Linked DNA regions of Homo sapiens: all the other regions are linked to region 2. A link is a loop called in an ENCODE intact Hi-C map of the cell type or tissue named here. Cell type or tissue: ascending aorta. All regions are shown on one strand.

The links. Hi-C counts contacts between places; a loop is a spot of excess contacts. Peaks named below come from ENCODE experiments on the same cell type or tissue, not always from the same donor. Only the 100,000 strongest peaks of a DNase experiment are listed, where the experiment ranks them.
Region 1: a loop joins it to region 2, with 6 times the contacts of the local background. A loop is called at or near these places in 25 of 110 quality-filtered maps.
Region 3: a loop joins it to region 2, with 3 times the contacts of the local background. A loop is called at or near these places in 47 of 110 quality-filtered maps.

The regions. Positions count from the first base shown.
Region 1 is chr1:33,251,637-33,259,636 of GRCh38, reverse strand. ZNF362 (zinc finger protein 362) reads right to left here and starts at 3,145. Exons shown (of 9, transcript NM_152493.3): 1 at 2,983-3,145. RefSeq lists an enhancer at 2,395-2,689 and silencers at 3,155-3,214, 3,657-3,756. In ascending aorta, no CTCF peak of the experiment used is centred here; DNase peaks (open chromatin) are centred at 2,393, 2,656, 3,126, 4,046 and 1 weaker place; H3K4me3 peaks cover 4,313 bases; H3K27ac peaks cover 4,392 bases.
Region 2 is chr1:33,124,119-33,132,118 of GRCh38, reverse strand. It overlaps a transcript of AZIN2 not described here and a transcript of ZNF362 not described here. Among named protein-coding and RNA genes, the nearest start is that of AZIN2, 47 kb to the right of the region's middle. RefSeq lists a silencer at 1,509-1,588 and enhancers at 4,159-4,578, 4,536-5,039, 4,106-5,305. In ascending aorta, a CTCF peak has its summit at 4,748 (motif pointing right); DNase peaks (open chromatin) are centred at 4,688 and 5,102; H3K4me3 peaks cover 2,016 bases; H3K27ac peaks cover 1,229 bases.
Region 3 is chr1:33,364,656-33,372,655 of GRCh38, reverse strand. PHC2 (polyhomeotic homolog 2) reads left to right here. Exons shown (of 15, transcript NM_001385109.1): 3 at 209-367; 4 at 1,562-1,639; 5 at 2,071-2,235; 6 at 4,034-4,120; 7 at 5,228-5,540. Among named protein-coding and RNA genes, the nearest start is that of PHC2-AS1, 18 kb to the right of the region's middle. RefSeq lists enhancers at 5,018-5,921, 7,310-8,000. In ascending aorta, a CTCF peak has its summit at 4,696 (motif pointing right); DNase peaks (open chromatin) are centred at 4,715, 4,976 and 5,742; H3K4me3 peaks cover 512 bases; H3K27ac peaks cover 3,739 bases.

The DNA.
Region 1 (8,000 bases), 130 kb before region 2:
TGCATAGAAGGACAGATGGGTAGATTACTGAGATGACTAACCAATAAACTAATTAATGGATAATGAAAGAATAAAGGAATGATCTGGCAACAAATGAATGAATAAAATAGCCCGTGGCAGAAGAAGGAATGAATGGCTCCTCATTTTACAGAGAGATAAGACAGGAAAGTGTCTGCCCAGGGAAGGGCTAGGGCCAGCCTGGCTTCAGACCCGGTCCCCACCTTACCCACACACCTGCTTCCTCCTTTCCATGTGGGACCAACTTGCCTCCACCCCCCAAGACTGCAGATAGCCTATTCCTCAGTCCCTGGGATAAGTTCATGTCTCCATGGAGCGCTGGCCGTTATTCCATGACACCATCACCAGCACCACCATCCACTAGCAATTCCTGCCATCCTGGGGCCCGTGCAGCCTGGCAATGGGTAGAGGGGCTCATTGTCCCTCTGAGTGTCACAGAGGAAGGGAGGCAGGAGATCAGGGTCTGGTTCTGAGACCCAAATCACTGACTTCCAGCCAGTAGCTTCCCCTCTCTGAGCCCAGGTGACCTCCTGACATCTGAGCCTTTTCAGTCTGACATTCTTTGGGTGGGGTGGGCCTCTGGATGTTTACACAGTCACTGGGTTCAGCAGAAGAATTAGAGAGTCCAAAACCTAGAAGAGTCCTTCCCACAGCACCAAAGTCCACCTGGGAAAAGGCCAGGCGAGGAGCCTGCAGGCCTGAATTTAAGCCTCCTCTGCCACTGTTCAACCTCTCTGAGTCTTGGTTTCCTTATAATGAGGTTCATAATCCCCATTAGGACAATTTAACCCTAACTGAGTTTCTGGGAGAACCTGATGTGATAATCACCACACCATACTGTGAAAACTGTGAAGTTCAATTCTCTCAGGAAAGATTATGATGGCGGGGGTAGGAGGGGGTGAAGGGATCGTGCTGTCCCATTCTAGTCCAGTTCTGTTCAAAACGGATCTTCCAGGGGTCCAGGCCCGTCATGGAGAACAGTGGAGGGAGCCCAGCAGTGGAAGCCTGAACACCCAGGTCCCGGTCTCAGTCTCCTTCTACCTGGTAGCGTGACTTCAGGCAAGTCACTTCCTCTCTCTGGACCTCAGTTCCTCCATCTAAAAACCACCTGGCTTGGTACCCTCTGGCCAAGACATGCCATGTTCCACAGCCCTGAACCCCTAACCCCAGCTTTCAACCCCCGACTCTGGCTTCTGGGAGCTCACTCTGTCTAGTGGAGCCAGGACACAAACCAGGAGTGAGACTAGAAGGGTCTCCCCTCCAAGAAATGCTGGGGTAGGGGACACATGAGAGGCTAGGCCCAACACTGCCCCAGTGCCTTGGACAGCACCAGTCACCCCAGACCTTGTGGGCCTGGCCTTCAGATCCCCCTCGGCAGCCTGCGGAGCCAGCAGGCCCTGACCTGTCCAGCAAGATACTTCAGGAACTTAACCGAAGTCCAAAGTGCTTCTACCTCCCGGGCGTAGGGCAGGAGTGGCAGAAAGGAATAAGAGCATACTACAGGGGTGAGGCTCACACCGAGGAGGTCTAGCAAACCAGACTACCTTTCCTGCCCCTTCCCTCAGACGGGACCCACTGGGCCGCAGGCCTGCACCCAACCAAAAGTTCATCATAGGGTGGGGTCGGGGAAGACATTACCACCAGCTGCCACCTCTGGGGGCAGGAGGACCACCAGGTTGGGGAGGGGGCTCTCCAACTGCAAAGGGCCAAGCTCACTTGCCTCAGGGTCCAAGGGTCACCCCAGGGCTTGGGCGAGATTCCAGCCTACACGGGGGGTCCTGGCCACCCATGAAGGAGACAGGCCCACTGCCACACACACAGCTCCCGAAGGTTCCACACTGCTCGAGGGCAGGGTGGTGGGACAGCAGGATTATTTCCTCATGCCAGGGGTCTTTGCTGGAAATCCTGGACCCATTCTGAGCCCCTCTTGCCGGCCCTCTCCCCCAGATCTGAGGATCTAGCTCCTTACAATGCCATGTTTATAGAGCCCCTTCCAAATAAATGTTTCCCAGTTCCCCCAAAACTCCCATCCTCAACCCTCCACATCCGCCCCCCCACCCCCATCCCGCGCAGCTCTGAGGAAACCGGCAGTTAACTTTTCCCAAAAATCCTGCAAAGGCAGCTGGCTGGGGGAGAAATGGGCCTCGAGATCCTTTCGCGGCATTTCACCGCCTTCCAAAAAAAAAAAAAAAGAAAGAAAGAAAGAAAGAGAAGCAAAGCAAAGCAAACTTTCGGAGTTAACTTTAAATTCCCAGCCCTCCCCCCTCAAATCGCCCGGCAGCTTCCCTTTTTTTTTTTCTTTAAAGTGCAATTGCATTGTGTCTCACCTCCCCGAAAGGCTCGCGGCTCTCGCCAAAGAAAAGGAAAAAAGCCAACCCTTCGGGTGCCCCCTCTGCTTCCAGCCGCCTCTCCCACATTCTCAGACAGTTTTATTAAAATTTTCAGACAAAAGAAAAACAAAAATGGCAGCCTGGCTTATTTTTAAAACAGGACAGGGACGCCATATTCTGCAGATCTGCAAAAAAAGGGAGAAATCCGGCACTGGCTGCTCCACCGGGCCGGCTGCAAAGTGCGCGAACCGCGCCGTTTGCAATCCGTTTATTTGCATTATGCCCCATGAATCATTGTTTACCGGAGAATTGCAGCAGGGTTTGAATAGCCCGGCTTAAGAAAACACACACACACGCGCGCGCACACACACACACGCACACACACTCGGAGACCAGCCCCAGACACGCCGCGGGAGACACTTCCTACCCCGCGCGCCCCGCTGCCGCCGCCGCCGCCGCCGCTCTGGGCCGGGCCCGAGGCGCAGGCGGCCCCGGGCCCTCGGAGCGCCCCGGCCCGCGCTGACAGCGCCCGCGCCCCGGCCCGGCCCCCGCCCGCAACTCGGCGCAACTTTCCCGCGGGCAGGCGCCCGCCGCCGCTGGGCCCGCTCCCCGCGCGCCCCGGGCCCGCACGGACCTGGCTGTGCTGGCGGCGCCTCCGGGACGCGGCCGCAGCCCCGCGCCCGGCGGCCCGAGCAGGGCCGGGCTGGGGCTCCGGCACAGGCTCCGGGCTCGGGCTCCGGCTCTGGCTCGCTGCGGAGCCGCGCGCAAACCTTCCGGGTCGCCTGCTGTTCACTTCTGGGTTCTGCAAGCGCCGAGGCGGCGGCGGCGGCGGCGGCGGGAGGCTGGGTCTGCAGCGCCGCGCGGCCCCCAGTGCGCTCGGCGAGCCCCCGCGCCAGGCGCCCGGCTCCGGGGGGGCCGCGTCGGGCCCCCGCCTCTCCGGCTGCGCAGCCCGTCCGGCCCCGGGGGCTCCCGCGAGTGGGCAGCGCCGGGCGCTGGCGACTGCGCGAGAGGGGAGGGGGCCGGGCGGGGGGCGGGGGCGGGCCGCGCGCTGGGGCCCCCACTCGGGCCCCGGGGCCTCGTCTCGCGCTCGCCGTCGCCGCCGCCGCCGCCGCCGCCACCGCCTGGCAAAGTTGCGCTGCGCCCCCCGCCCGCGCCGCGCCGGAGGCAGAGCCACAAAGGAACTCCTCGCCCCCCTCCGCCCGCCTGAGCCGCGCGGGGAGGGCACCGGCGCCCGGCCCTAGGACAGCCCCTTCCCCAGCGCGGGGGCTCCCGGGGCCCCGGCGGCCGTGGCCATTGTCCTGCCCAGGCCCGGCGGCCGCCTCGCCACCCCACTCCTGGGTGATGGCAGGCTGGGGACTTGGGCCTGGCGGGCCACGGCCCTGACCAGGCCGAGCCCGCGCGGTGCCAGGCTGCCCCTGGGGGTCTCCCTCGAAGACGGCCGCCTGGAGGGGACCCCCAGGATGGACCCTCACCCCTGATAACGACCTGCTCAAAATCCAGGCCGATTTTTTTTTTAAGACGAGGACATAGGGGTGGGGAGTAGAAGTTTGCACAGGCCCAGCCACCCCTCCCTAGCCCTAGGCCGGATCCCCGACGGATGGGGCGGCCCGAAGCTGGCAGTGGCTCCTCTCGCAGAGTCTATCAGAGGTGGCACCGGCTGTCCCCCGGCTCCAGACCTCAGAGCCATCTGTGTGACTCCTCCTCCCGCCTCACCCTCCCCAGCCAATCAGTCACCAAGTCCTCCTGATTCGGCCTCCCGAGCTGTGTCAGCTTCCAAACTTACACTTCTACCTGAGGAGGCAGCCGGTTCCAGGATCCCTTCACCGGCTTAGATTTCTATGGCATCCACCACCCCCCGACCGCTGGGCCAGGATGGATCAGGGCTGGCCCTGCCCTCAGGGAGCGCACAGTCCCCCGGGAAGGGCACAGAGATAAACAATCATCTGCCAGCGTTTGTCCTCCAGGAAGCATTTCCAAATTCAGTAAATATTCATAGAGGACCTAGTAAACATCAACCACTGTTTTTAATAGCTGGTTGGCTGGAGCACAGCTATTAAAAAACTGGATAATGCCCCTGCCCTCACGAAGATTCTAGTCCAGCACAGGATGGCAAACACTGTGAGCAACTCGAAGACAGGGCCCATAGGGACTGCTTGTTCTCAATCCCCAAGCACAGTGCCTGGCACAGAGCAGGGGCACAAGAAATCTGTGTGGCATGAATTAGTTGGAATGTTAAAGCATGGCGGGAGAGCACAGAGGAGGCCACTCTTTCCTGGAGAGGTGGAGAGGGCTTCAGAAATTGGCTCTGGGGTGAGCGAGGTGGGGAAGAAAGGAAGGCCTTCCAGTTTCCAGAAATGACGATAATCAGAGGACCAACCCATTGTTGAGAAATTCAATGAGATAATAAATTAATAAACGGGAGAGAAGAGACAAATTGTCTGTGCAGAAGAATTCCAAATAATTTATGTAGACAATCAGGGAGGGGGAGCATCACTCCCTACTCTTTAGGAGTAGGCTGCAGATAGTGACGTCCTCCCCAAGCGCACAATATGGAAAGGGAGAGGAAAGGAGTAACTTTACAGGGAGAGAGCTGATGACTGCTACTCAGACAAGTGATCAAGGCCAAGATCAACAGCCACAAATCATGTTGATATGTGCTTGATACTATGTGATGAAAATGACACTTTACCTTTGTGGTCTTCCTCCCAATAACCCATAACCCCAGCCTTGTGAGAAAAACAGACAGACTCCAAGAGTGGGCTATCCAACAAAATTGCTGGCTGACCAGTACCCCTCAAAACTATCAAGGTCATCCAAATCAAGGAAAGTCCGAGAAACCATCACAGCCAGAGAGGAGCCTAAAGACACGGCCGGGTGCAGTGGCTTATGCCTGTAATTCCAGCACTTTGGGAGGCCGAGGCGGGAGGATCACCAGGTCAGACTTTAAGACCAGCCTGACCAACGTGGTGAAACCCCATCTCTACTAAAAATACAAAAATTAGCCAGGCGTGGCACGTGCCTGTAGTCTCAGCTACTCAGGAGTCTGAGGCAGAAGAATGGCTTGAACTCCAGAGGTGGAAGTTGCAGTGAGCCGAGATTGGGCCACTGCACTCCAGCCTGGGCAACAAGAGTGAAACTCTGTCTCAAAAAAAAAAAACAGACGAACTACTAAATGTAAAAGATATTAGGTAAAAACAATCTAAATAAACTATGGAATTTAGTTATTAATAACAATAATGTGTCAAGGAAAGTATCTACCAAGAATTATAACAAATCGTAACAAATAGTAACATAAGGTATTACTCATAGGAAAATTAGAGGAGGTATATATGGGAACTGTCTGTAATATCATCTCAATTTTTCTATAAATCTAAAAATGTTCTAAAACATAAAGTCTATAAATTTTAAAATTAATACCTTTAATTAATTAAGGCATTAATTAATTTTAAAAGGTATTAATCACGGCATTGCTGAGCAGTTCAATGAAATAATGCCCATCACAGCACCTAACACATTCTAAGCGCTCAAAAAAGTTATGTTATCATCAATATCATCATTATCATCATCATTCTAGGCACTTAGAACAGCACATGCAAAGGCACAGAAGTTTAGAATGGAGAGGCAGATGGGAGACAGGATCCTGAAGGCCTTGAGTGCTGAGCTGGGGCCTTTGGAAGGGATTTATGGGGGAAGGGTACATGCTGGCCCACCTTTGCCCCACGAGTCTCCTCCCTAGCCACCTGGAAAGCTGTGCTCCAGCCAGCCAAAGTGAGCTGCCATCTAAGGCCTTGCTATCTCACTTCTGAGGACTTTGCATATGCTGTTCCCTCTGCCTGGAACACCCTCCCTTGCCCTTTCGCCTCACCTTTTCTGACCACCTTCAATTTATCCTTCAGGTCTTAGCTTAGACATTTTCTTAAAAGCCTTCCAGAACCTTCCAAGATGCTATTAATATGATTTGGTTGGAGGCAGTTGGGGTGAGGTGCAGGAAGCTAGGGATGGAGAGACTGAGCTCAGCTCTTTGCCACTGGCACCCATCCCCCTTTCCCCCCAAATCCAGCCATACTAGATGCTGCCCTGTCTCTGAACACACCATCCACCTTCATGATGCCTGGCCTCTGCTCATGCTGTTCCCTCTGTCTGGTATTCTTAGTCCTTTTCTCCTCATCTCATCTCTGTAGTGAATACTTACTTATCAAGTCAGCTCAAACATCACCTCCTGTATGAAGCCATTCTAGATCCTTCACATAGAAAGGGCACTTTCCTTTGGTTCCCAAGGTGTCCATGGTCCTTCTGCCACACTGCTGGCAACACACTCATCACGATGCATCGGAATAAATGTTTGCTGAATGGATGGACAGCAAGCCCACTGTCATCCTCTCCAATTCTGCAAAGCTTTCCTCTAGGAGGCCCTCCATGGCAGCTCCAGCCCATTAACCCCTCTCCCTTTCTTTTTTTAGCAGTTAGCCCCTAATTGTATTCTAACTATTGTGTGTATAAGAATCAATCTCTTGGATTAGAGTACATTATTTAAGGAAGGAACCATGTCTCACACTTTCTGTTTTTTCACTCATTCAAGTATTTACAAAGCACCTACTCCAGTGTTTCAGTTAGGGTCCCAGGCTCTGGAGAGGCAGCAGTGAGGAAGACCCCAGCTCTGCACAAATAGAGCACTGTCTTAACCAGACTATGCCGCAGTAACAAAGAACTCCAAAATCTCAGTGACATAGCACAAGAGTCATTTATTGCCCACTTGTGCCACATGCCCATCATGGTTTCTCTACTTTAGTCACTCAGAGACCTAGACTGAGGAGTCCCTTCCATTTTGGAGCTGCACCCACTGGAACTTGTGACCTTCTCAGTTACCATGGCAGAAGAAAAGAGAATAGATGGTTTTTCTGGTTGTTGTTGTTGTTGTTGTTGTTGTTGTTGTTTTGAGATGGAGTTTCACTCTTGTTGCCCAGGCTGGAGTGCAATGATGCAATCTCGGCTCACCGCAACCTCTGCCTCCTGGGTTCAAGTGATTCTCCTGCCTCAGCCTCCCGAGTAGCTGGGAATTACAGGCACATGCCACCACACCTGGCTAATTTTGTATATTTAGTAAAGACGTATTTCTCCATGTTGGTCAGGCTGGTCTCAAACTCCCGACCTCAGGTGATCTGCCCGCCTCAGCCTCCCAAAGTGCTGGGATTACAGGCGTGAGCCACCACGCCCAGCCGAGAATGGATGATTTTTTTCAGGCATGGATTTTTCACTGCTTCTGCCTGGAGGTGACACACCCACCCCTTCTCACCATCCATTGGCCAAGACTAGTCACATGGTCCTGCCTACTGCAAGGGAGGCTGGGAAATACAGTGCTCCTCTGGAAAGAGAATAGACTGGACATGGGTGAGCTCTTCCACTGTCTGTCCCAGGAGAAAGAATTTAGCAAATAATTACTGAAGTAATGCTTTAATTAGGTCTCATACGAGGCTGGAAGTGTCTGAGAGAAGATCAGGGAGGGATTCCCAGAGTAAGGGACAATTAAGCTGACACCAGGGAAGAGTGTTTCCAACAGAGAGAACAGTACGTGAAGGTTCTGGGGCAGGGAGGAGTTTGACACATTGAAGGGCCAGAAAAGAGAGGGGAGCTGTGAAGTGACACTCAGGGCTA
Region 2 (8,000 bases):
AACTGAGCTGATCAGAGTCTGTCTTCTCAGAAATTGGAATGTGGGATGTCAAATTCAAAAATGGAGCCCGGTCACATTAATGCCTGTGAAGCTCTGCTGCGAAGGCCCCTCGAGCCTGCTCCTTGCCCAGACTGCTCAATCAACCATGCCTTGATTCAGAAGGCCCTTGCAATCAATTCCCCTAACATTTAATTTTCATTTCCCCTCAAGGTTTCTGTTACTTTCAATGAAAAAAAAACAAACCTTTCATTAACTAAAATTAAAGTCACTGAGAGAGATAAAGTTGGTAGGGAATACAGATTTAGTCAGTGAGGTCCAACATAAATATAATGTGAGGTATATTTAATAGATAATTTTAAATTTCCTAATAGCCATATTTTGGCTGTTAAATTTTCTAATAGCCAAAATAAGTAAAATCTATTATTTAAATTAATTTCACTAATTTAAAAAGAAATGTGTGAAATTAATTTAATATATTTTAATTATTTATTTTATTTCTTTTAAACATACAAAATGTTATCCAATGATAATACTAAAATCAATATTCAATATTTAAAAATTATTGAAATCGTTTACAATCTTTTCTTTTGAACTACATCTTTGAAATCTAGGGTGTATTTTACACTTATAACACATTCAATTTGGACTGGCCACATTTCAAGTGTCTCATAGCCACAGGAAGCCGGTGGCTAACATAACAGACAGCACAGATTTAGACCCTCAGAGCCCTGCAGGAGTGGCTAAAAAGTCCTAGCCTCAATCTTACTGTTTCTCTGCAACCAAGTTATGAACAGTATGAAGGCAGGGACTTGTGTGTTTACTTGTTTGTCCCCAGTGCCTAGCACAGAGAAAGCACTTAGTAAACATTTGTGGAGAGAATGGCTAGATGAAGAGGAGAATGGTATACCATACACTTTGACAAGTAAATCAAACTCAGGAAAGAGAATTCCCTCCAGCTCTTCCTTGATTCTATTTTTCTGCATTATTTCTTCCCCAGCTCACAGTGGCTGTTTTCTTTGACCAACCTTGAGTCTGCTTTGTTGATCTATCTTGTTGTTGCCAGAAATCTCAAGGAGCCACTTTTAAAACTCATCCCCAGTGACCTGCATGCTGGCAGCTCTAGCAAATACCATCCCTCACATTACCAAACACTGGCATTGCTCTCTCCTCTGCCTTATCCCTCCTTCCCACATCCAACTCCATTGCCAAATGTCTTCTGTTCTTTTTCCAGACATATCTCAAATTCATCTTCTGCTCTTCACCTGCACAGCCACTGCACAATTCAGGTTCTCATTATTAGAGAGATGGCCTACAACCACCACCCTCTCCTAATTTCTCTACTTCTGTCTTTGCTTCTAATCCCTCTGTATTAGTTATCTATTGCTGCCTAACAAATTACCTTAAAATTAGGTAAAACTTAAAACCACGAATATTACTTATCTCCCTTTCTGAGGGTCAAGAACCTGGGTATGGCTTAACTGGGTCCTCTGGCTTAGGGCCTCTCACATGGCTGCAATCAGGTGTTGGCTGGGGCTGCAGTCATTCTAAGGCTTGCCTGGGGGAGGATCTACTTTCAAGCTCACTCACAGCTGTTAGAAGTCCTCAAGTCCTTGCTAGCCGTTGATTAGTCATCTGTTCTTTGACACATAGACCTACCCACAGGGCAGTTCACAAGATGGCTGCTGTGTTCCCTAAGAGCAAGTGAGCAAGAGAGCAAGAGAAGGTGCCCAAAACAGAAGCCACAGGGAGTTTTTGTAATCGAATCTCAGAAATGACAACCCGTCACTTCTAACATATTCTATTCATTAGAATGGAATCAATAAATTCCATCCATACTCAACGGGAGGAAATCACACCAGGGTGTGAATACTGGGATGTGAAATCATTAAGGACAACTCAGAGACTGCCTACCGCATCCTCTTCCTTGCCTCCTAGTGCACCATCTAAAGTGCAAAGCTACGGCCAGGTGCAGTGGTTCATACCTGTAATCCCAGCACTTTGGGAGGCCAAGGCAGGTGGATCACGTGAGGTCAGGAGTTTGAGACTAGCCTGACCAACATGGTGAAACCCCATCTCTACTAAAAATACAAAATTAGCCAGGCATGGTGGCTCATGCCTGTAATCCCAACTACTCGGGAGGCTGAGGCAGGAGAATCGCTTGAACCCGGGAGGCAGAGGCTGCAGTGAGCCAAGATGACCCCACTGCACTCCAGCCTGACCAACAAAAGCAAAACTCCGTCTCAAAATAAATAAATAAATAATGTGCAAAGCTGACCTCCTCTCTCCCCCGCTCAGAAATTCTGATGACTTGCTGATACTTCGGAACATCACCCTTTATTGTCCAAAAGATCACCAGAATGGGTAAATAGTAGAAAAGGAGAGCTTTATCGGTGATATTAGTTTGCAAACCAGGAAGAGAATCTCCAGTGTGGACCAAATGTGTTTTCTCTTCGAGAAGGGAAGGAGCAGGTTGGGTTTTATGCCTCACAAGGTCCATATTTACACAAAAGAGTCATACATATTTAGCAGATTGTGGGGGAAGACTATATATATTTATGAGGGGAGCTGAGTGCATGCACAATGCGTAAACATATATGTAACACTCATCCCATGCTCACTTTGGGGCAGAATTTTAGCATTAAAATGAGGTAGAATTTGACTCTTTATATCAAAAGATGAACCACAGGACCCAAAGACAGTCTGTGTACCGCCTTTATCAGCTGGTGAAACTGGCTTAAGGTCTGCAGTTGCTTATCAGAAGAGAATGTTTGTAAGGCCGGTCCTCTGTCCAATCAGAGTTGTAGTGGTCTTGGGTTGTAAATCAGAGTTAGGAGGGATATGATGAACCCCCAACCCATAAGTAACTTTAACTTTGGTTTCTTTAATCTTAGGGTCTGTCTTAGTTGATAAGAAGTGTCTTCTTAGATCACTTCTTCGTAATATGCCCCCAATCTCCATTCCATTCTTACCTTCCATCCTATACTCCGGTTCCCAGAAAGGGCTCTGAATCATCAAACTACCATTCCCTTGTACACGCCAGTGCCCTGGTCTGGAATGCTCCCCTCAACTTCCCCAGACTTTTCTACCTGGCCAACTCCTACTCATTCACCAAGACCTGCTGCTTTTGCCACGCCTGTCCTAATCCTGGCCGGCAGCTTTATCTATCCCTAATCAGACCTCCCTTGGTGCCCTGTGCTTTCCACTAACACAGCACTTACCACACCAAATCACAATTATCTCCACTTGGATATCTGAAAAGATCTCAAATGAAACATGTTCAGAAGTTCATTTCTACTGATTTTTCCATAAGTAGGATTTAGTAGGAGGTGGATCTTGAAGCCATCCATTCTGACTTCTCCCAGAAGCCTTGCCCCTGGTCTGAGAGACAAGTTATAGGACCTCACCAACTTCATTAAAATTACAAAAATGCCCAGAGAGCAGCCACTTTGTAATAGGATGCTACCAAATAAATACATCTGATGCTTTAAAGGCAATTAGGATCATAACAGGCTCCCTGTAGACACAGGAAGAGGGTGGGGCAGGTATAGTGATTGAGATTCAGATTAGGCAGAGACTTTCCCAATCTGCCTCCACTAGTTGCTATCTGTTCTAGACAAGTTACTTCATACGTAAGCCTCATTTCTCAATTTGTAAATGAAAATAACTTACCTGGTTACTGTGGTTACCATGTGTCAGGTGCTGTTCTGAGTGCTTTAAATACGTTAAATTTTTTGTTCTTTTGGAGACGAGGTCTCACTCTGTTGCCCAAACTGGAGTGCAGTGCCCCACTCACGGCTCACTGAAGCCTCGACCTCCCAGGCTCAAGCAATCCTCCTCCCACCTCAGCCTCCAGAGTAGCTGGGACCGCAGGTGCTTGCCACCACGCCTGGCTGATTTTTTTTTTTTTTTTTTTTTGGAGAGGTGGGGAGTTTCACTATTTTACCCGGGCTGGTCTTGAACTCCTGGGCTCAAACAATCCTTCCACCTTCGGCCTCCCAAAGTGCTGGGATTACAGGTGTGAGCTACCGTGCCCAACCTAAATATGTTAAATTTATTTATCTTTAGAATAATGGTATAAGGTAGATACTATTATCCTATTTTACAGAGTCAGAAACTGTGGCAGAGAGTAACTTAGGCCAGGATACACAGCTAATAACTGGCAGAACCAGGATTCCAACACAGGCAGTGGAGGGTAGGAGTCCTTGTCATTAAGACGCACTGCACAGGCCTGTGTCGATTAATTGAATAATGCGAGTGAAGGCGAGAGCAGGGCCTGGCAAGCAGTAGGCACGCTTGATTATTTTAAAATGTAAAACTCCTTGGCCTAGAGATCAAGAATTATTTCAAAGACCTTTATATTCTGCGTGAACCCAGCAGGTGTTTTCCCTCGCATATGAAATTGATGGTTGAGAAGGACATCGGAGACAAGTCTTAGGTTCGTACAGCCTTTCGGTTCTTTTACCCAGATCCTCCGTTTTTAAGTAGAAGCGAAAGTAGCTGATGCGCAAATAAGCCCACTTCCGGTGTTACCCTGGGCCTTTTTCCAGCTGAGCAGAGATAAGGTCGCCCGCTTCCCACGCCGCCTCAGTCCCGGGTTGACCCCTTTCCCGTGAGAGCCCCGCCCTCGGCGAAGGTTCGGTTTAACATTGGTTGAGGTTGGAAGACTGAGCTGCGCCTCTCCGTCTTTCAACCAATGGACTTCCCTGTTCCTTCTCACCGTTTGGTAAAGTCGGTCCCTCCTCCCAGCCGCCAGAGGGCGCGACATCGCGTGGCTCGAAGCCTAGAAGGCTCTCGAATACGGAAGTGACTTTACGCTACCGGAAGACCGTGGCTTCAAGGGATGGGGGCCGTGAGCTGGGGGTTCCGGTGGCTGGAAGCTGAGCAGTCATGGTTCCGCCAGGCAATCGTTTCCACTTCTGAGAGTCTCATATGCTCAGATGAGAAAACGGAGGCTTTTGGAGGAAGGAGCTTCTCATATTTACACAGCGAAAAACTCCTCAGACAAGCGCGCTTCCCATACGACTCACCAGGACAAAGGGACGATCCATGAGGGTATTTGCTCAGCCTGAGGAATCCCTGAGGCAAGTCTCACAGAACTGTGCCCATTCCACAGATGGAGAAAGCGAAACCCAGAGAGGGACATGCAGCGTACAGGGACTTGCCAGAGTAGGGTTACCATATTTAGCAAATAAAATGCAGGATGCCCAGTTGAAGTTGAATTTCAGGTAAACGACGAGTAATGCTTTAGTATAAGACTATCCCAAATATTGCAATGAGACACGTATGCTAAAAAATTACTCATTGTTTTTCTGAATTCAAATTTATCTGGATGTCCTGTATTTTATTTGGCGATCCTACCCCAAGGTCACCTAACTGAGTGGAAAAACAGAAAGCGCTATTGGGGGGGTCCTACGTGCCTCCCTGCCTGGGGCTCACTAGTGTATGGAGCTGGCTTGTTCCCAGGTGCTATTCTGAGGTTATTTTAAAGGCCCCCAGCTCATGCCAGTCAATGGTCTTCCTAGTGCAGGATCTAGACCTATTCAGGAGCTGACAAGGAGCCACATCCCCCACTCCCATTCAGGGGTACCGCACCACCACCACCCAAACTAGTTTATTCAAAAGACACTAAGTGTCTACTCTGTGGTAAGCACAGTCTTAGGTTCCAGATCACACTAGAAAGTAGGAGAAACACTCCCTGTCTTTATGGAATCAATAGGATTAGATACGCAGGAAGACAAGTATTTAGAGAGGAAAACTACAGTACATTGTGATCAGTAGTTCTTTAATAGGGACAAATACAGGATGCATGAAAGCCCGGAGATGGAACCCCTAATGAAGGAATAGAAAGTAAGAGAAAGGAGAGAGACACCCAAGCTGAGGCCTGAAAGATTCATTCCTTCATTCAGTAATTTCTTGAACATCTACATGAAGGACAGTATTCTAGGCACTGTGGACCCAGCAGTGAACAAAATAAACAAATCTTTGCCCTCAGAACTTAATTCTAAGTGAAATGTATAATATGTTAGACAGTGATCTATGGAGGAAAAAGTAAGGCTCTGAAGGGGATTATAGAATGCTGGGGCAGGAATGGAAATGTTACAGTTTTTTTGTTTGTTTGATTTAGAGATGGCATCTCACTATGTTGCCCAGGCTGGCCTCAAATTCCTGGGCTCAAGTGATCCTCCTGCCTCAGCCTCCCAAAGTGCTGGGATTACAAGAATGAGCCGTCACTCCCAGCCTGAAGTGGGTAGTCAGGAAGTTCTCACTGAGAACATTACATTTGAGCAAAGACCTGAAGGGATGAGGGAGAGAGATCTATGCAGAGATTTGGGGTTGTAAGTGTGTCTGGCATGTTACAGGAAAGGAAAGGAAAGGAAAGGAAAGGGCGTGTGATGAACAAGATTCCAATATGATAGCTTTCTAAGGGATTTTCAATGATAATTTTGACCATATGATTCTTGCCTTAAATATGGTCTTTAGAGCCTCATCCCTGTAAAATATGACCACATAAGTTGGTGGGGGCTACTTTGAACAGGATGTTTGGAAAAGGCCTTCTTGAGATGGCAACATTCAAGCCGAGGCCTTTAAGATGAGAATGAGCCAATGCTGGAGTAGCTAAGGGAACAGCAAAGGCGAAGACTTGGAGGCAAGAAAGAAGTCAGTAAATGTGAGAAACTGAAATGTGAGAAAAGAGTGGCATGAGATGAGGTGGGAGAGGTGGGCAGGGGTCTCAGGCAATTTAGCTTTTTTTGGCATCGCAGCGGAAATCAACTGAAGGGCTTTCAGCAGAGGACTGACAATCAGATCATTTTACTGGTTGAATTTACACAGGCTTAGCTGTTTACCTAAAGGTGCCAGGAAGAGGGTTTAAAATGGAGCAAAGGGATGAGTGGAACCCCTGTCCTCTTGCCTCCCCTTTGTTCCCTTTACAGCTGGAATGAGATGGCTTGGGCAGGTGGGTTTCCTAGGTGAGAGATGACTCCCACCCAGAGAGCCACCATCTCCCTCTGAGCTGGGGTGAACAGAGTTGACAACTTGCGTCTCTCTGACCTCCTCAAAGTTTCCTGGTTGGATCCCATTACTGGGTATATACCCAAAGGATTATAAATCATGCTGCTATAAAGATGCATGCACACGTATGTTTATTGTGGCACTGTTCACAATAGCAAAGACTTGGAACCAACCCAAATGTCCATCAATGATAGACTGGATTAAGAAAATGTGGCACATATACACCATGGAATACTATGCAGCCATAAAAAAGGATGAGTTCCTGTCCTTTGTAGGGACATGGATGAAACTGGAAACCATCATTCTGAGCAAACTATCACAAGAACAAAAAACCAAATACTGCATGTTCTCACTCATAGGTGGGAATTGAACAATGAGAGCACTTGGACACAGGTTGGGGAACACCACACACCGAGGCCTGTCGTGGGGTTGGGGGACGGGGGAGGGATAGCATTAGAAGATATACCTAATGTAAATGATGAGTTAATGGGTGCAGCACACCAACATGGCACATGTATACATATGTAACAAACCTGCACGTTGTGCACATGTACCCTAGAACTTAAAGTATAATAAAAAAAAAAGTTTCCTGACTGGGTCTGCCTTTCAGACTGTGGGCAGAGGTGAAGGAAGTACATGCCACTACCAGCCCTGAAGGTCTCCTCCCTCCACCCCTTTTGAGTATACTTTTTTTTCTTTTTTTTATTTTGAATACACTTTCAATTAATCTTCCCAAAGATCCTGACGTGCTTCTTCTGCTCCAGAAGCATAGCGGGCTCCCTACTGCCTACAGAATTAAGTTCAAACTCCTGGCTTTGTAATTCAAGGTCCTCTGTGACCATGCTGCACTGTGAGCTCCCTGAGAACTCAGAGGAGTGCTAAGTCCTGGACTAAGTACTTTATACCCATTTTCTTTTTTTATTTTTTATTGTTTATTTTTTTGAGATGGAGTCTTGCCCTGTCGCCTAGGCTGGAGTGCAATGGCAGGA
Region 3 (8,000 bases), 240 kb before region 2:
AGACAAAGTTAGACATGATGAAGAAGCTCTGCGAACAGCTGTCCTCCCACTGCCCTAGAGAGTGGCCACAATTGGCTGTGGTGGTGGTCACAGATCTTGGTGTCTCCCGAGCAGTTATAGAGACCTGGGGTGGGCAAGGCATTACTGCCAAAGGGGTGTTCTGTGTGGCAGCTACCAGCCTGGCTCTTCCCCCTCCCTCCCTTCTCAGGTGATCCAGCAGGCCCTGCACAGACAGCCCAGCACGGCCGCTCAGTACCTGCAGCAGATGTACGCCGCCCAGCAGCAGCACCTCATGCTGCAGACCGCGGCGCTCCAGCAGCAGCACCTCAGCAGCGCCCAGCTCCAGAGCCTGGCAGCCGTACAGCAGGTGAGACTTGGGAAGGACCTTGAGGCTGGTGCCAGGCATCCTGGTTGTGGAAGCAAAAGGGAGAGGAAGCAGGCACCGCACCTGCGCTTCACATCCTTCTCTTACCTGCAACCTAAAGAAGTCCTTGTGACACGAGCACTACTGTCATTATCTCCTTTTGGCAGATGAAGGACAGAGCCCAGGGTCATGCAGCTAGTGACTATAGCGGCGGAATGCTAGCCCATGGAAGAAGTGCCGGGGAGCCCCTCTCCTAACCACCTTACCGCAGGTCTAGGGAAAGGACTGTGGGTTCCAGGGAAGCGTTCGTGAACGAAGGGCACTGCCTGTTTAGCTTGTCTGCCCATTGTTGCTCTCTCTCCTCCTTAGCTGAGAAGAACACATTCATTTATCCATTCAGAAAAACATTTTATGTACCTTCTGCATGCAAAGTTTGTATCAAGCACTGGGTATACTGAGCACCCTGTCTTCTTGGCACTTACAATAGGAGACAGCAAGTAAACAGGAACCAGAATAGCCAAGGAAACAAAATATTTAAATCTCTAAGTTACAATAAGCGCCATGAAAGAGAAGAACAGATTGTTCTGACTGAAGGGCAAGGTAGACGGCCTTGCATTGCATGGTCAGGAAAAGCCTGTCTGTTGGAGTAACACTGGAGCTGACACTTGAAGGATGAGAAGCCGGCCATGGGGAGAAGGGCAGTTTGGACACTCCAGCTCATGTCTGCAAATTCTCTGTGGGGGGCGGTGGCTGGGTGTGATGGCAGTGGCCAAGTGTGATGGCGGTGGCCGGGTGTGATGGCGGTGGCCAGGTGTGATGGTGGTGGCTGGGTGTGATGGTGGTGGCCAGGTGTGATGGTGGTGGCTGGGTGTGATGGTGGTGGCCGGGTGTGATAGTGGTGGAGTGGAGGGCTCCACACACCGAAGGCGGTGGCCTAATAGTTGGAGTGCTCAGTGGCAATGCCTTGCCTTATTCAGTCCTCTCAGCAATCCTATCAGGCAGGTACTGTTAGCATCCTCACCTATTCACAGAGGAGGCGGGATACTTGCTGTGGGCCACATAGAGGCAGGTTGGGGGCTGACCTCCAGAGGCTGTTGTCCTTAACACCAGCCTGCAGCACCTCCTGTGGATGATGAGAGCCCAGGAGTGACTGGGGGAGGTCTGGGACTCTAGCAAGAGGAGTTTGTTCTTTCCTAGGCAAGCCTGGTATCCAATAGACAAGGAAGCACTTCAGGCAGCAATGTGTCTGCGCAGGCCCCGGCCCAGTCATCTTCGGTGAGTAGAATGGGGGAGCAGCAGCAGAGTCCACAGCCCCAGGACCAAAATGCCCAAGTTCCCAGACCCAGTTGTGGTGAATCCGTGGCCATGTAGCATCATGGCTGGAATCTATTGCCCTTACCGGGAAGAAAAAGAAAAGGGCATGTCTCTTACTGACCTTTAGGTTAGTAACTCCCTGTCATCCTCCCAGTGTCAGGGCTCTCTGTGGATAGCTCAGTTCTCTCAACATGGGATCCCCCTGCAGCTCTGCACCAAGGTCAGAGATGGGACAGGGCTGGGGGATTGCTCCAAAGCCAAGGACCACAGACGTTCCTGAAGGAGGCTGAATAAACCAAGGAGCAAAAGAGGGGGGAGAAAGAAATGGATGAGGGGGACACAGCTCACCAACAGAACCTCCTATCTCCTACCGCACATGTCTCTCTCATTAGATCAACCTGGCAGCCTCCCCAGCAGCAGCCCAGCTCCTCAACCGGGCCCAGAGTGTGAACTCTGCAGCAGCCTCAGGCATCGCTCAGCAGGCTGTGCTCTTGGGCAACACGTCTTCCCCAGCCCTGACTGCAAGCCAAGCACAGATGTATCTGAGGGCACAGATGGTGAGTACCCATGGCCAGGGCCATGGCTCAGAGGCACCAGGAGGACAGAGGCAGAGAAGCTGGGAGCTGGGAGCTGGAGAAGGGTGGGGAGGAAGCACTAGGGGCAGGGGCAGGAGATAAGGGGTGGGATAAAGAAGGGGGCCTGGAAGGCTGAGTGGGAGCTTTGGTACAGCCTCGAAGAGTCATGAAGGGTGGGGCTCCAGACTGAAACAGAGAAAGTTCCTGCGATGCCACCTTTCCTTCTCCTCCTAGAGTGAAACAGAAGTGTCCCCTTATCAGAAACTCCTCAAAATTAATCAGGATGGGCAGAGTGGTTCATGCCCAGGTGGTCCTGGACACCCAGACATCCATATACTTGACAGAAATGGAGTCTTCCCCTTCCCACCATCCTTACAAGGACTGGCCACCTCTAACTCAAGGGCCAAAGATGCTTTCCAGCTTCAGCGTGCCTCCATTGCCCTCCCAGCGGCCCCCATTCTAATCAGGGTCAGGTGAGCTTGTTTGGGCAGGATATACTCAGGATAGCACCAACTCTTTCCTTTGCACCTATCCCTGAGGGGTGCAAAGGTCCTTAGGAGCCTACCAGGTCCCTAAGATTTAGGAGAATGCCCTGGGAAAATGGCAGCATACTCCCTGGGTGGCAGTAGCATGCAGCCCCAGCTAGGGCTCAGTCACTGTGGGTCGTGTCTCATACCTCCCATTCTGAAGTCTGCTCCTTCGGGCTCTTGACACACTATCCCGAAAGTAACACAGTCCCACCCCTCCCTTTGCTCTTATGGCCAGGACGTGACCCTCGGAGCTTGTCTGGTCTTGCTCCCGCACATTTGTTCTTGGCTCTGAGTTCATCATTTGAGGCGCATCTCTATCCCCAGGGAACAGCCTCTTAGACACAAGGCATGAAATAGACTTCCATCTCCTCGGGAACTGGACAGCCACACTGTGATGCTGCTGCCCAAAGCTGACTGTGTCTGCAGGTTGCTTGTCCCTATGTCCTACTCCACTGGGGTCGTGATGCCTGCCTGTCTGCCTCCCTCCCCAGAGCAGGGCATACACCCACAGAGGAAAAAGCACAGCTGCGCTATCGCAGAGTTCTAGGGAAAGCACCCTGTCAAGGCACCAGCACATCCACACTGATGCAGAGCTAGACTCCCACGGAGGTCGAGGTGTCATGCAGAGAACACCATGGATCCTGCACCCTGCAGGATGGGATTCAGACATGAGGACGGCTCCAGGCGGTCCGCTTCCTCTGCTGTTGTTGTCTCTAGGCCCCTCTGAATCTAACTTTGACTAGAAAATGACCAAAAGGATACATCGAACTTGATCCCCTGGAGGGCAGTCTCATCTTGGCTCAGCCCTGGGTTCAGCAGTGGGTTAGACCTGGAAGGTGGTCCTAGGGCATCCATCTCGCTTCCCAGGACGCTAAGGAGGTGGTGGCTTCAGCGTATCCTGGGGATATCGGTCTCCTCTAGGATGAGCCCCTCACAGAGGGTTCTGAAGGGAACTCGGCTTTGGTGTAGCCCCAGAGCGGCTCTCCCCACCCACCCCTGCACCCAGCCTGGGTCAGGATGCAACGAGCCTCTAGAGAAAGGCAGGCGCTCCCCTTGGACTCCCCCTTCCTTTCTGCTTCTACTGTCCTGCCCTTCCTCATAGCCGCTCCTGGGCTAAACAGTTGTGTCCTGTGGCTGAGTCCACATCGAGCAGGTAAAAGGCGCCTCGTTTCCTGTGATTCCAGGCCCAGCCAGGTAACCTGGTGCAGGTAGCTAGGAGCCTAGGCGGCACTGTTCCTTTGTCCCCTCAGCTCATCTTCACGCCCACGGCCACCGTCGCTACTGTGCAGCCTGAGCTCGGCACTGGCTCCCCCGCCCGGCCCCCCACCCCCGCCCAGGTGAGGACTCCATGCTTGTGGGAGGGCAGGGGGGTGGGCACCCCTGTAGAGGGGCACTGATACTGGGGAGGGGCACAAGGAGAGGCCGGGATCAGCTAGGAAAGCAGGCGGGAGACAGGACACCCCAATGCCCCCAGGCCTGCGCGTCTACCCTGTTCCAGAAGGCCTCAGTCCCTCCTGGCTCTGTTTCGTTCCCTCAAACACAGGTCAGGAGCCAGAGGGCAGCCTGCTGAGGCCAGCATGATTTGCCAGGGAGGGGTGGGCTGTGCTACCCTCCATACTTTACACCTGCCCCAGCATAGCTGGTCTGGCTGCTGCTGCTTCATAAGTGGAAAGTCCCGCTCCGGTTACACACGGTAGTGCTGCTAGGACTCGAGAAAAATGACATGTAAGAGGGAGCAGAGACGTGTCCTGCTCTGCTAGGAGCGCACAGATACTACCGTGGCTGGGAAGATTCTGTGGGCAGCCGGGGAAGGAACCCCTAGCACTCGCATCTCCCCATCCTCATCTACGGAATGGGGAGGGTGATGGGACAGGGCTGGTAGCCGGATTTTCAGAGTCTGGCACAGCCTCCCTGTGTCCAGCAGAGGGCGCCAGGGACCGGGCTGAGTAAGCATGCCGGCCGTCTTGGAAGAGCCGGTGGCAACCTTATTCTGAGACAAGATATTTGCCCGGTGGCCTTCCTGGTCAGTTAACTTCCACTTTTGCCCTGGCCTTTTCCAGTGTGGGAAGCCCCATGCTCCCCCTCACTGGGAATTATTTCTGGGTGGTGTGCATCCAATCCTGAAAGTGTTGGGGAGGAGGGAGGGCAACAGAAGGGACAGAGCCTGGCCTCCCCACCCCTGCCCGCCCAGCTGGGCAGCAGGTCCTTCTCAGAACTCAGCCTCTTCTGCTGCTGGATGCAGTCACAGCGAACCCTCTGGCCCTCTTTAGCAACTCCACGTGCTTCTGGTTCCTCTTCTAGCCCCTAACACATTCTCTCTCTCTGATTTGACAACCTCCTGTTCTATTCAGCCATTCCTGGATCCATCCCTCTCTCCCTCTTAGTTGTATACTGGCATTGCTCCTGCCACATTCTCTGGACTCCCACAGACCCCTCTTTTCCAGGTACAGAACTTGACCCTCCGAACACAGCAGACACCAGCGGCAGCAGCCTCGGGCCCCACCCCCACTCAGCCTGTCCTGCCCAGCTTGGCCCTGAAACCCACGCCGGGCGGTAGCCAGCCTCTGCCTACCCCAGCACAGAGCAGAAATACTGCTCAGGCTTCCCCTGCAGGTGCCAAGCCTGGCATAGCTGACAGTGTGATGGAGCCACACAAGAAAGGAGATGGCAACAGCAGTGTGCCAGGGAGCATGGAAGGCCGGGCTGGGCTCAGCCGGACGGTTCCTGCTGTGGCTGCCCACCCCCTCATTGCACCAGGTAAGGTCTTCAGGAAGCAGGAATCCTTTCCCAGAAAACTCAGGGCCGTGAGTCAGGAGGAGACTTTCACACTTTCCTTTTTCCCATGGATTTGCAAAGATACCAGCCATGGATCTCTCTCTCCTCCCTCCCTATCTCAAAATGTCCATCAGCTCCTGGCTCTGTGCCATGCTTCTGGTCTAACTTTACGCAGGGCAGCCATGTTAGTTGGAATAAAGGAGTCCTTCTGCACTGTAGGCACAGCGATGAATCAGGGTACGCAGCCACAGCGGTGGAGCTGTGGGCACAACCTGGAGTGGCTGGAGGCAGGCAGTTGAACTATTTTGAAATTCTCCAAGACTCAGCAAAAAGGCCAGGGGCTAGCCAGAAGCATGTAAGAACCAGACAGAGAGATGGGAATGTAGGAAGTTTATTTTTCTCATCATTCAGCAAGCATTTGTTGATTAGTATTTGCCAATCATGTTGCCAATTCTAGGTGTGCAGAGATAAATGAGACTCAGGTCCTGCCCTCCACAGTGTAGCTGGGGAGACAGAGAGTGCAGTGCATATGCCATAATAGATCTAAGCTCTGAACACTGTCAGAACAGAAGAGCTATGTGGCTTGAGGAGAGGAGCTAGGAAAGGCTTGCTAGTGAGGGTAACACTTGAGAATAAATCTAGGAGCTTGCTTGTGAGGCAGGTCCGATGAATCCACATGCCCTGCTAGACCCCTTTCCCTGCCTACTAAAACTCTCCCTGTGCTGCCCATTGTAGGCAATCTTTAATGGGAAAATCTGCCAAGAGCCCAAGAAGCCAGGCCTATCGATCTAGGTAACAAGACCACCCTGTTTTACCATAGAAATAAATAGAGTGGCGAAGCACATGGCTTTGCATTAAAGAGAGGGTCACGCTGATCGCATCCCTGAGACAACCACTAACCTCAGTCCTCTCTCAAACCATTTTACCATCCAATCTAATCTGTGGGGTTTTTTCTTGAGAAAATACATCAAGAATATATCTCAATACATCTTTGTCAAAATAAGATAGGATTTTTATTTTTCCCTAGAGTGTGCAGTCAAAAGAAGGGAACCAGATATAGAAGCAAATCCATTCCACTTCATAAATTCTATTTTAGGACTAAGTACCAGGTACAGTGTGGGCACAGATGGTCAGCTGCCTGTCAGGCAGAATGGGTCAGAGATGCCGTCCTTCAGAGGACATGGCACATGAGCCTTGCGGCACGAGCATGTGACCTGACAGACAGAGTGGGGAAGGTTCCCAGGCAGAGAAAAGCAAAGCAGCGCACATGGCACTGAGTTAGGAGGAAACGGGGTCAAAATCCCTCATTCACCTTCTTGAGGCTTCAGAAGTCACCCAGGGGCAAAGGGTCAGTCGCTGCATTCCAGTGGTCACCGCTGAGCCAAGAAAGGCACCTCCCCACGGAGGCCTCACGGCCCTGTGGCTTCAGATGTTTCTCACTGTCTGGCATGGCTTTCTCCAGAAAGTGGCCCAGCCTCTTCCTTTTATGGAAAAAGAAAGTGAGGCTCAGAAGGGTAGACTGGGGGCTCTTTCAATGCGTTGAAAGCAGCTTGGACTACAGCTGAGACCCCAGATGAGCACTTCTTCTAGTTTCTCATTCAATCCGCATGCCCTGGCGGACCATCTGCGTCTCAGGCCTTCCTGAGAACCCCCTTCCAGCCCAGGCCGAAATGTAACCTCTCTCTAAATCTAAGCCAGCCCCCCAAGTTCTAACACTGTTCAAAAGAAAGACTAGTTCTTGGGTTCCTCCTAAGGCTGCTAGGCAACTCAGTTCTCAAGAAAACTGGACAGAAACGGGACCAGCACTCACAGGACGTCCGTCGTGTGCTAGATAACGTGCCCTGCATTGTATGCATCACGCTTCTTTAAACCCTGGAAAGATCCCTGTCCGGTAGCTGTCTTTATCCATTTTACAGATGAGCAAACTGAAGCTCAGAGAGGTTCTCCAGGAGCTTACCACATCCGTCACGCACTCAAAGTCACCTAAGTAGTAAGTGGCAGGACTGGGGGCCATAGCTGGCTGAGTCAAACACTGTTCTTCATCTCAAGCCAGATCGTCCCTCTCAGTTCTTACAGTAATCTGGGGCCTCCTCAGCCTTTCCTGTTTCTGACCCAAAGCTGAAAGTATCTGGGGGGTCTAAGCCTATTGAGGGTTTGCAGAGTCTGGTGGAGACCCCATGTAAAGGTAAACACCAGCAGGTGACAGGCTTGAGGCCCGAGGGCCTAAGGCTAACAGTGCCTGGCTAGAATGCAGTACAGAGACCAGTGGCTCCACAGAACTTTCTATGGAGCAGCTGTGAGCTGCAGCTCCACAAAGAACCTCTCCCCAGAGACACAAAGCAGTGGGCCTGCATTGTTCCTGCCTCCCACCATCCTGTTCATTCTTCCTCTCTCCCACCCCTTCCTCTCTGTAAGCCCAGAGATGGCGCTGCCCCACTCCCA